Linked DNA regions of Homo sapiens: regions 1 and 3 are each linked to region 2. A link is a contact called in ENCODE Hi-C or POLR2A ChIA-PET data. All regions are on one chromosome and are shown on one strand. The core of a region is the stretch at or near the end of the contact, and the rest is flanking DNA. Distances in the headings are between cores, read along the strand shown. Region 1 holds the start of MTRES1 (mitochondrial transcription rescue factor 1). Region 2 holds the start of HDAC2 (histone deacetylase 2). Region 3 holds the start of MAN1A1 (mannosidase alpha class 1A member 1).

Evidence for each region. Hi-C counts contacts between places; a loop is a spot of excess contacts on that map. ChIA-PET counts read pairs that join two places held with the same protein, here RNA polymerase II (POLR2A). Pooled maps may share reads with other maps.
Region 1: a map of CD8-positive, alpha-beta T cell shows a loop between it and region 2 (27-fold over the local background). The contact joins the promoter of MTRES1 here to the promoter of HDAC2 in region 2. A Hi-C loop is called at or near these places in 1 of 168 maps with a recorded cell type or tissue (CD8-positive, alpha-beta T cell) and 5 of 50 pooled maps. POLR2A ChIA-PET finds 5 or more read pairs at or near these places in 2 of 52 experiments (GM12878 and OCI-LY7).
Region 3: a map of CD4-positive, alpha-beta T cell shows a loop between it and region 2 (19-fold over the local background). The contact joins the promoter of MAN1A1 here to the promoter of HDAC2 in region 2. A Hi-C loop is called at or near these places in 1 of 168 maps with a recorded cell type or tissue (CD4-positive, alpha-beta T cell) and 5 of 50 pooled maps. POLR2A ChIA-PET finds 5 or more read pairs at or near these places in 2 of 52 experiments (OCI-LY7 and activated T-cell).

What each region holds. Positions count from the first base shown.
Region 1 is chr6:107,026,800-107,029,499 of GRCh38, reverse strand. MTRES1 (mitochondrial transcription rescue factor 1) reads right to left here and starts at 1,301. Exons shown (of 4, transcript NM_016487.5): 1 at 1,229-1,301. RefSeq lists enhancers at 583-682, 793-902 and a silencer at 1,013-1,482.
Region 2 is chr6:113,969,835-113,972,534 of GRCh38, reverse strand. HDAC2 (histone deacetylase 2) reads left to right here and starts at 1,387. Exons shown (of 14, transcript NM_001527.4): 1 at 1,387-1,678. The coding sequence starts at 1,627. It overlaps HDAC2-AS2 (HDAC2 and HS3ST5 antisense RNA 2), which reads right to left. Exons shown (of 10, transcript NR_125845.1): 1 at 2,257-2,700. RefSeq lists silencers at 877-1,056, 1,032-1,475, 1,417-1,716, 1,927-2,246 and an enhancer at 892-1,870.
Region 3 is chr6:119,348,438-119,351,137 of GRCh38, reverse strand. MAN1A1 (mannosidase alpha class 1A member 1) reads left to right here and starts at 1,377. Exons shown (of 13, transcript NM_005907.4): 1 at 1,377-1,596; 2 at 1,851-2,675. The coding sequence starts at 2,073. RefSeq lists silencers at 817-1,456, 1,967-2,166, 2,227-2,346 and an enhancer at 2,557-2,700.

The DNA.
Region 1 (2,700 bases), core at 52-2,551, 6.9 Mb after region 2:
AAACAACAAAACAGGCCGGGCGCGGTGGCTCACGCCTGTAATCCCAGCACTGTCGGAGGCTTAGGCGTGCGGATCAGGAAGTCAGGAAATCGAGACCATCCTGGCTAACACGGTGAAACCCCGTCTCTACTAAAAATACAAAAAATTAGCCGGGCGTGGTGGCAGGCGCCTGTAGTCCCAGCTACTCGGGAGGCTGAGGCGGGAGAATGGCGTGAACCCGGGAGGCGGAGCTTGCAGTGAGCAGAGATCGCGCCACTGCACTCCAGCCTGGGCGACAGAGCGAGACTGCGTCTCAAAAAAAAAAAAAATAGCCGGGTGTGGCGGTGTGCGCCTGTAGTCCCAGCTGCTGGGGAGGCTGAGGCAGGAGAATGGCGTGAACCTGGGAGGCGGAGCTTGCAGTGAGCCGAGATCCCGCCATTGCACTCCAGCCTGGGCGACAGAGCAAGACTCCGTCTCAAAAAAACAAAACAAAACAAAACAAAACAACACCCTGTGGAATAAAAATTGATCAGGAGGACGGGTGCATTCGAATGAATCAGGAAAAGAACACGCAATGATGGACCCTGGGAAGTGACCTGATGGAAGTTCATTTTAAAAGATCTCTTTGGCGTTGGTGTGGGATGAGTGGAGAGATGATCACGGCAGAATCCCATAGGAGGTTTTGGGTGACATCTTCAGGAGAGGTATACAATCTGAACTAACCGAAGACTGTAAGAAAAGCAGTGTCTGTAAAAAAAGCAGCGCTGACTTTGACCTGCTTGACGCCAGGAAACGCTCCACATTCCTGAGCCCGTTCACCGCTCCGTAAGATGGAGAAACTGGTCTAAACGCTTTGAAGTCTAATGCAGCTAAAGATCCTTCCCTTTACTTGGAGACCTCGGAGGCTGTGGGCTGAGACAGGGTCGGATTCCTCTCGCTCCCTCCCCACCCCCGCGGGCAGTGCACCTTCCTGGGTCCCCAAGGTCAAAGGAAATGGACAACTGCGTCCCCGGGTTCGCAGTCTGCATTCGGAGCCAGCAGGAGCGACAGGAGGCAGGAACGGAAGGCTTCGCCGCGCTCAATTACCACAGTCCCTGCGCAGCCCTGAGCTCGCGGGGCGTCCCGAGGCTGGCAGGACACGGGACACTCACGGGGAGACCCGGCGGGAGCGTGGGCGGGGCGGAGAGGCGAAGTGACAGGGGGCGCGGGCAGGGGGCCCGGCGCGGCGCGCCAGCAGAGGCGCACTCACCTGTACGTCAGGCCCTCTCGTCCCTCCCCGCGGCCGCGCGGACTGCAGGCCTCCAGGCTACCCCTATCTGCGCCCCGCCCCTTCCGCCGGCGCCGGCGCAGTGAGAGCGGGTCGGGCGGGGCGCGAGGCCAGGGCGGCAGCGAAGCAGCGACCCCTGCTGGAGGCCGCGTCTTGGAGGACTGCGCGGGAAGTAGGCTCGGGGCACACCATTCTCCCGGGTTCACGCCATTCTCCTGCCTCAGCCTCCTGAGTAGCTGGGACTACAGGCGCCCACCACCACGCCCGGCTAATTTTTTTGTGTTTTTAGCAGAGACAGGGTTTCACCGTTTTAGCCAGGATGGTCTCGATCTCCCGCCCTCGTGATCCGCTCTCCTCGGCCTCCCAAAGTGCTGGGATTACAGGCGTGAGCCACCGCGCCCGGCCATCTTAATTCTTTTTTCTTTTTTTTTTTTTTTTGAAACCGAGTCTCACTCTTGCCCAGGCTGGAGTGCAGCGGCGTAATCTCAGCTCACTGCGACCTCCGCCTCCCGGGTTCAAGCGATTGTCGTTCCTCAGTCTCCTAAGTAGCTGGGACTACAGGCGTGAGCCACCATGACCGGCTAATCATCTTAATTATTAATGAAGTGATCCTTTCTCTGGGACCACTAACCCCTTTGAACATTTTTTTTTTTGACAGGGTCTCACTCTGTTGCCCGGAGTGCAATGGTGCGATCTCGGCTCACTGCAACCTCTGCTACCCAGGCTCAAGCTGTTCTCCCCACCTCAGCCTCCCCAGTACCTGGGACTCCAGGTGTGTGCCACCACGGCCTGCTAATTTTTGTTTTGTTTTGTTTTGTTTGTAGAGATGGGGTTTCGCCATATTGCCCAGGCTGGGACTCAAGAGAAGCGATCTTCCAGCCTCAGCCTCTTAAAGTGCTGGGATTACAGGTGTAAGCCACCGAGCCCGCCCTCTTTGAACATCTCCAAGAGATATAGGCGTTGTTTCCAGAAAAATGTGCAAATACGTCAGACTCGCAGTTTAAGGAAACATCTTTTCAAGACCAACGCAATTTACACGTGAGCCAATTCCCCTTTCCCTCCCAACCAACTATCCATCCATTCGTCCATCCATCCATCCATCCATCCATCCATCCCTCTCTCATTAGGTCTGTCTGTGGAGAACTCTGACTCATACACCAAACAAGATGTCACCCTGCAACATTCTAACAAAACTTCTAGTCAAAGTCACAGATGACCTCTGCAATGTAAATCCAAAGGTCTGGTCTCATTCCTCAACTTACTTGAGTTATAGGATACCCCATTGGTTTCACCTACCTCACTTGCCACTTAATCTTCTTCCCTGTTTTTTCTTTTGTTTTGTTTTGTTTTTTTGTTTTTGAGAATGAGGCCTGCTCTGGCCCCCAGGCTGGTGTGCAATGGCATGATCTCTGCTCACTGCAACCTTCACTCTCGGGTTCAAGCGATTCTCCTGC
Region 2 (2,700 bases), core at 138-2,637:
GTACTTGATAGAGCACAACTTAGAAGGTCAATTAACTTTACCTCTAGGCCAGTGTTTCACTCACCGTAATTTCTCTAGCAACTTCATCAGTCACCTGGGGTCTTGTTAAAAATACAGAGGAGGGGGCGGAGGGAGGGCAGGGGCCACCCTGGACTTAACTTTTTCTAAATCTCTTGGGGGTGAGGTTGGGGAAAATTGCTGCTTTAAGCATGAACACTTTCGGGATTTTGAAGTCAAACAGCAAATTAAAAGGGGTATTTTTGGTAGTGGCTCTTAAATTCCAGCATCAATACAGCCTTTTTTTTTTTTTAATAGGGGTGTATTTGGGGGGTAGGGATAGCAATTTTATATAACTGGGATTGGGTGCTATAAAACAGGCTGTTAGCCTCCAGCCCTCACCTGCAAGGTGGCTGGCTTAAGGTAGGTACTTGATAAATGTGGATTTATTTAACAGAGGAACACTTGTATTCATAACCTCCAAGAGTTTCGAAAGTCTTTCTGCTCCAATCTTCCAGTGTCTAGCCAGCAGCATTGCTGCAGAGTGGAACAGCTAGGGTGCGTGGAGTTTGCAGAATGAGTTCAAACCTCCAGACTTATCAGTTAGCAGTAAGAACAAGTTCCTTAATCTGCCTCCACCTATAAAGAAGGAGTACAATTGCCACTTACCTCCTAGAGTTGTTGAGAGTCTTAAATGAGATTAAATATTATAAATAGATTATCAATGGAATATATTATAAATGCAAGTGCTTAGAACTGTACCTTATAAATGAGCTCCACAGATGCTTATTAAAACCCGAGCGGTGCCCTCTCCCCTTAACATCCGTAATAGGCCCCCTTACACCTCATACCCATTACGAGTCAAAATAATAATAATAATAATAAATAAGTGAACAAACGACAAACGAGAAAACTAGGCTACCAGGCACTGGGGCGATGGGCCACAGCCCGGCGGGGTAGTGGGCCCGGAAGGGGCGCGGGAGTGGGCTCTCCCCGCCGGGCTCGCGGCACGTGGTCGGCTTGGGCGGGAGCTTCGCGACAGTGGGGGAGGGGAGCAGCGTGGGACGCCGAGGAGGGGTCCAGACCGCCAAGGCTACGAGGCGCCGACTGCGCAGGCTCGGGGACAGGCGCAACCACTGCGCGCAGACCTGAGGGGGAGAACGTCCACCCGGCTGCACGCTCCCTGGATCTACTTGCGCAGCGAAAGCTTGTCTTCTTCCTCATTTTAACACTGTGTATGGCGCCGCCTTGCGCAGGTTGTTCACCCTAACAGGGCCTCTAACCTCGAGCCCGAAACGGCCTCCTTCTCCAGCCGTGCCCCTTCCTCCCCCGTGGAGGCCGCAGTGGATGCGCTCACCTCCCTGCGGCCTCCTGAGGTGGTTTGGTGGCCCCCTCCTCGCGAGTTGGTGCCGCTGCCACCTCCGATTCCGAGCTTTCGGCACCTCTGCCGGGTGGTACCGAGCCTTCCCGGCGCCCCCTCCTCTCCTCCCACCGGCCTGCCCTTCCCCGCGGGACTATCGCCCCCACGTTTCCCTCAGCCCTTTTCTCTCCCGGCCGAGCCGCGGCGGCAGCAGCAGCAGCAGCAGCAGCAGGAGGAGGAGCCCGGTGGCGGCGGTGGCCGGGGAGCCCATGGCGTACAGTCAAGGAGGCGGCAAAAAAAAAGTCTGCTACTACTACGACGGTGAGCGGCCGGGCCGGTGTCGGGGTGGGCGCGCGGGGCCGGGCGCTGGGTTCCGCGGCTGCCGTCGCGAGTGGGCGCCGGGGCTGAGGGGTGGGAAGGAGGAGGGACCGACATTTGGCCGCATCTTAACCCGTTCCCGGCCCGGCACAGTTAGAACGAGACCCTCTTCCTGGCGCAGCCCCCGCGGTTCCTGCGGGCGGGAATCAGGGGGCCCGCCCGTCTTGTCTCCTGCCTCTCCCCCTTCGGCCGTGCAGTCCGCAGCCTCGAAGGTGGCCGCCGCTGGGGACGGCGCCGGCCTACCCCGCCTTGGTGGTGGCGGCGGCGAAGGGGGCGGCCCATTCTCTCCCTTCTCCCGCCCACCATTCGTGGCAACGCAGGTTTGGGGTGCCCCGCGTCGGCCTCCTACCCCCTCGACCCGTCCCCCGCGAGGCAAAATTTCTATCCCGGCCTTGACTCTACACAAAGCCCCGCGGCCGCGAGAGCTCCGCCCCTCCCGTCCCCTTCCCTCCTCCTCGCCTGCTCGCCTCCCCTACCCTGCGTTCGGTCTGGCCGGAGCGTCTTCTCCTTCCTCGGCTTACCCTTTCCCCGGACCCCTCCTCCCGGTGGGCGCTGGAGAGTAGTTACTGAGGGTGGGGGCTCAGGTCGCGTGTGGCTTTATCACACCCATGTTTTGCGTGGGCTCCAACCCTCTCCTTTGTTCGCTGGGTTCTTTGAGCGCGTCTTTCTCAGGATTCAAATGGAAGGGCTTCACTTCCTCAATAATAGTTCGGGTTTTCCAGTTTCAGGCAGAAAGACTTCGTAGGAAATAAGAGGTGGTAGGGAGATGTGGAACTGCTACTGCTTGTGTTGTAGATCAGACTCCATGGGTCCTGGCTTGCCTCAGAGAGGTGGTTACCACCCACTTCTTTGTTGCTCTTTGTTCGATCAGGAAATAGACCCTGCTTTGGGGATTTAGAGAGCATTGGTATCTTGCAAAGGCTGTTCCTAGGTGGTGGGGAATCCTGGTATGGGAAAACTTTGAG
Region 3 (2,700 bases), core at 128-2,627, 5.4 Mb before region 2:
TATTACCCTGCTTGGATATGCTGCACTCTTCTGGACATAGAATTTCATAGCAGGTATCAAAATAACCAAGCCATAAAGCCAGCTTTATCAAACAATAATTTCCTATTAACAAGAACTTTGAGTGTATTACTCATTTTACACAAAACAAGTAGACGACAAATAATGATGGTTAAAATTAATAATTAAATGATTAAATGAAAACTAGTAAGGATTTCTGATTACTTTTCTACTTTCTCATACAGCTTAACACCTGGAAACAACTGTACTGGAGCCACCTTCCCGAAAGGTGCCAGCTGTTTCCTTTGTCTTAAGCACAAACAGAACTAATGTCACATTTCCAGAGAAGGGTAAGGATGAAATAAGGCGACTACAAACCAGCTTTCAGAAATGCGAAGTCAGTCAACGTTTTCCTCTCTGATAACCCCTTATTTGTGGAGCAACAGGAGAATTACAACACATTTTGGAAAATAATTTCTATTGGACCAACTCCTCACTTCGCTGGAAGTAGTCGGATCCAAGACTTAATTTCAACACAGTGTTCGACTTATTGCTTGAAGCTACCGCAGCATAAAACTCGTCTTCGAATGGAAAATTTGACCAACTTCTATGAGGTAAATGAATAGTGAAAGTACGGGTGGGCGGGAGAGACATACAAGTTTTTTCGGTTTTTTGTTTTTTGGGGGAAGAAAGGGCGCATACGAAAAAAGTCCTAAGCAAGCACAGAACTGTGTCTCTTAGGATGTAAAAGGATGTTATACCAGAGAGCTCAAAAGCTCCCAGGGTCACGGCTCCCCTAACCGAGGGACTTGGGGTTTCACTGCTACCAGGCACCCGGGGAACCCCGGCCTTGGATAAAAAGAGGGTAACTGGAGTAAAGCCGTGCTTCTGAACGACCCAGCGCCCAGGACCCCCTGCCAGACCCCGCCTTTCCCGGGACCCCCTCGGGAGCGCCCCCGACCGCCCCGCACGGGTCGGAGGAGGAGGCAGAGAGGTCCCGCGCGGACCCAGGCGCCTCCCGGGCCAGTCGAGGATCAACCACCCCGGGGACCCCTGCCGAGGCCAGCGCAGGATAAACTCCCCGACCCCGAACTCTGCCTGCCGCTTCTCGGCGCTGGGCCTCAGCCACGGGTTCGACCGTCCTCCTCACCGCGGCTCCCGCCTACCTCGCGCCTCCCGGCCCCGCGACCTCCCCGCCGCCGGCCGGGCCCCGCCGAGGCTGCGCTTCCCGTAAACTCCCCGCCCCGCGCATCCCCCTCCTCGCCTCGGCCCCGCCCCCGCGGGACCCTGGGCGGCGCGTGATTGGCCCGGCCGCGCCGTCACTCTCCGGCCGCGTCGCCTCCCTCGCTTTCCACCGCCCCAAGACCGGCAGTGAGATTAGTGCTCGCGGGGCCGCGGCGGAGTGTACCGTGCTGCTCTACTCGCTGCCATTCGCCCGCAGGTCGGCGCGCTCGCCCACCTGAGCCGCGCCGGGGCTGCGGGACCGTGGGACAGCGCGCTCAGCCCAGCCTAGGAAAGAGGCAGCAGTCTCAGCGCGGAGATGGGGAGCGGGCGAAGTTGACGAGTCTCCCGCCCACGCTGCGCCCCTCCTGCCCAGAGGTGCGCTGCCCCTCCCCGAGGTGCTCGCGCGCTGCCCTGACCCCTTCCTGCGCGGGACACCCCTCCCCTACCCACGGGACCTGATAACTTCACCCCAAGTCCAGAGAGTGGGCTGCGAGGGCGGTGCCCGGACTGGACAGGACTCTGCTTAAGGGGAGCGGTCCTGGAGGCTCGCCAGGAGTCGGAGGGCGGAGACCCGCTGGAAACTTTATCATCGCCGTAATTACTACGTTTTACTGTTTCTCTCCCCGCAGGGGCTGCAGCCAGCGGTCTGTCGCGCGTGCCTGTGTGCCCGAGGAGCCGCCCCGGGGAGAAGACCCGGCGCGGAGTTGTTCCCCCAGGGAGGATCCGCAGCCCAGCCGAGGGGGTCGGGCGGCCTGGCTACGCAGGACCCAGCCCCGCAGCCGCGGACTCCCAGCGGCGGCGAAGTTTGGCTGCTGAGCGGCGCGGCGCCGGACCACTGGACAGCGGGAGCGATGCCCGTGGGGGGCCTGTTGCCGCTCTTCAGCAGCCCCGCGGGCGGCGTCCTGGGCGGGGGGCTCGGCGGCGGCGGTGGCAGGAAGGGGTCGGGCCCCGCCGCCCTCCGCCTGACGGAGAAGTTCGTGCTGCTGCTGGTATTCAGCGCCTTCATCACGCTCTGCTTCGGGGCGATCTTCTTCCTGCCAGACTCCTCCAAGCTGCTCAGCGGGGTCCTGTTCCACTCCAGCCCCGCCTTGCAGCCGGCCGCCGACCACAAGCCCGGGCCCGGGGCGCGCGCCGAGGACGCGGCCGAGGGGCGAGCCCGGCGCCGCGAGGAGGGGGCACCCGGGGACCCGGAGGCCGCCCTGGAGGACAACTTGGCCAGGATCCGCGAAAACCACGAGCGGGCTCTCAGGGAAGCCAAGGAGACCCTGCAGAAGCTGCCCGAGGAGATCCAAAGAGACATCCTACTGGAGAAGAAGAAGGTGGCCCAGGACCAGCTGCGTGACAAGGCGCCGTTCAGAGGCCTGCCCCCGGTGGACTTCGTGCCCCCAATCGGGGTGGAGAGCCGGGAGCCCGCCGACGCCGCCATCCGCGAGAAAAGGGCAAAGATCAAAGAGGTGAGTGGGCCGCGCCAGAAATCCC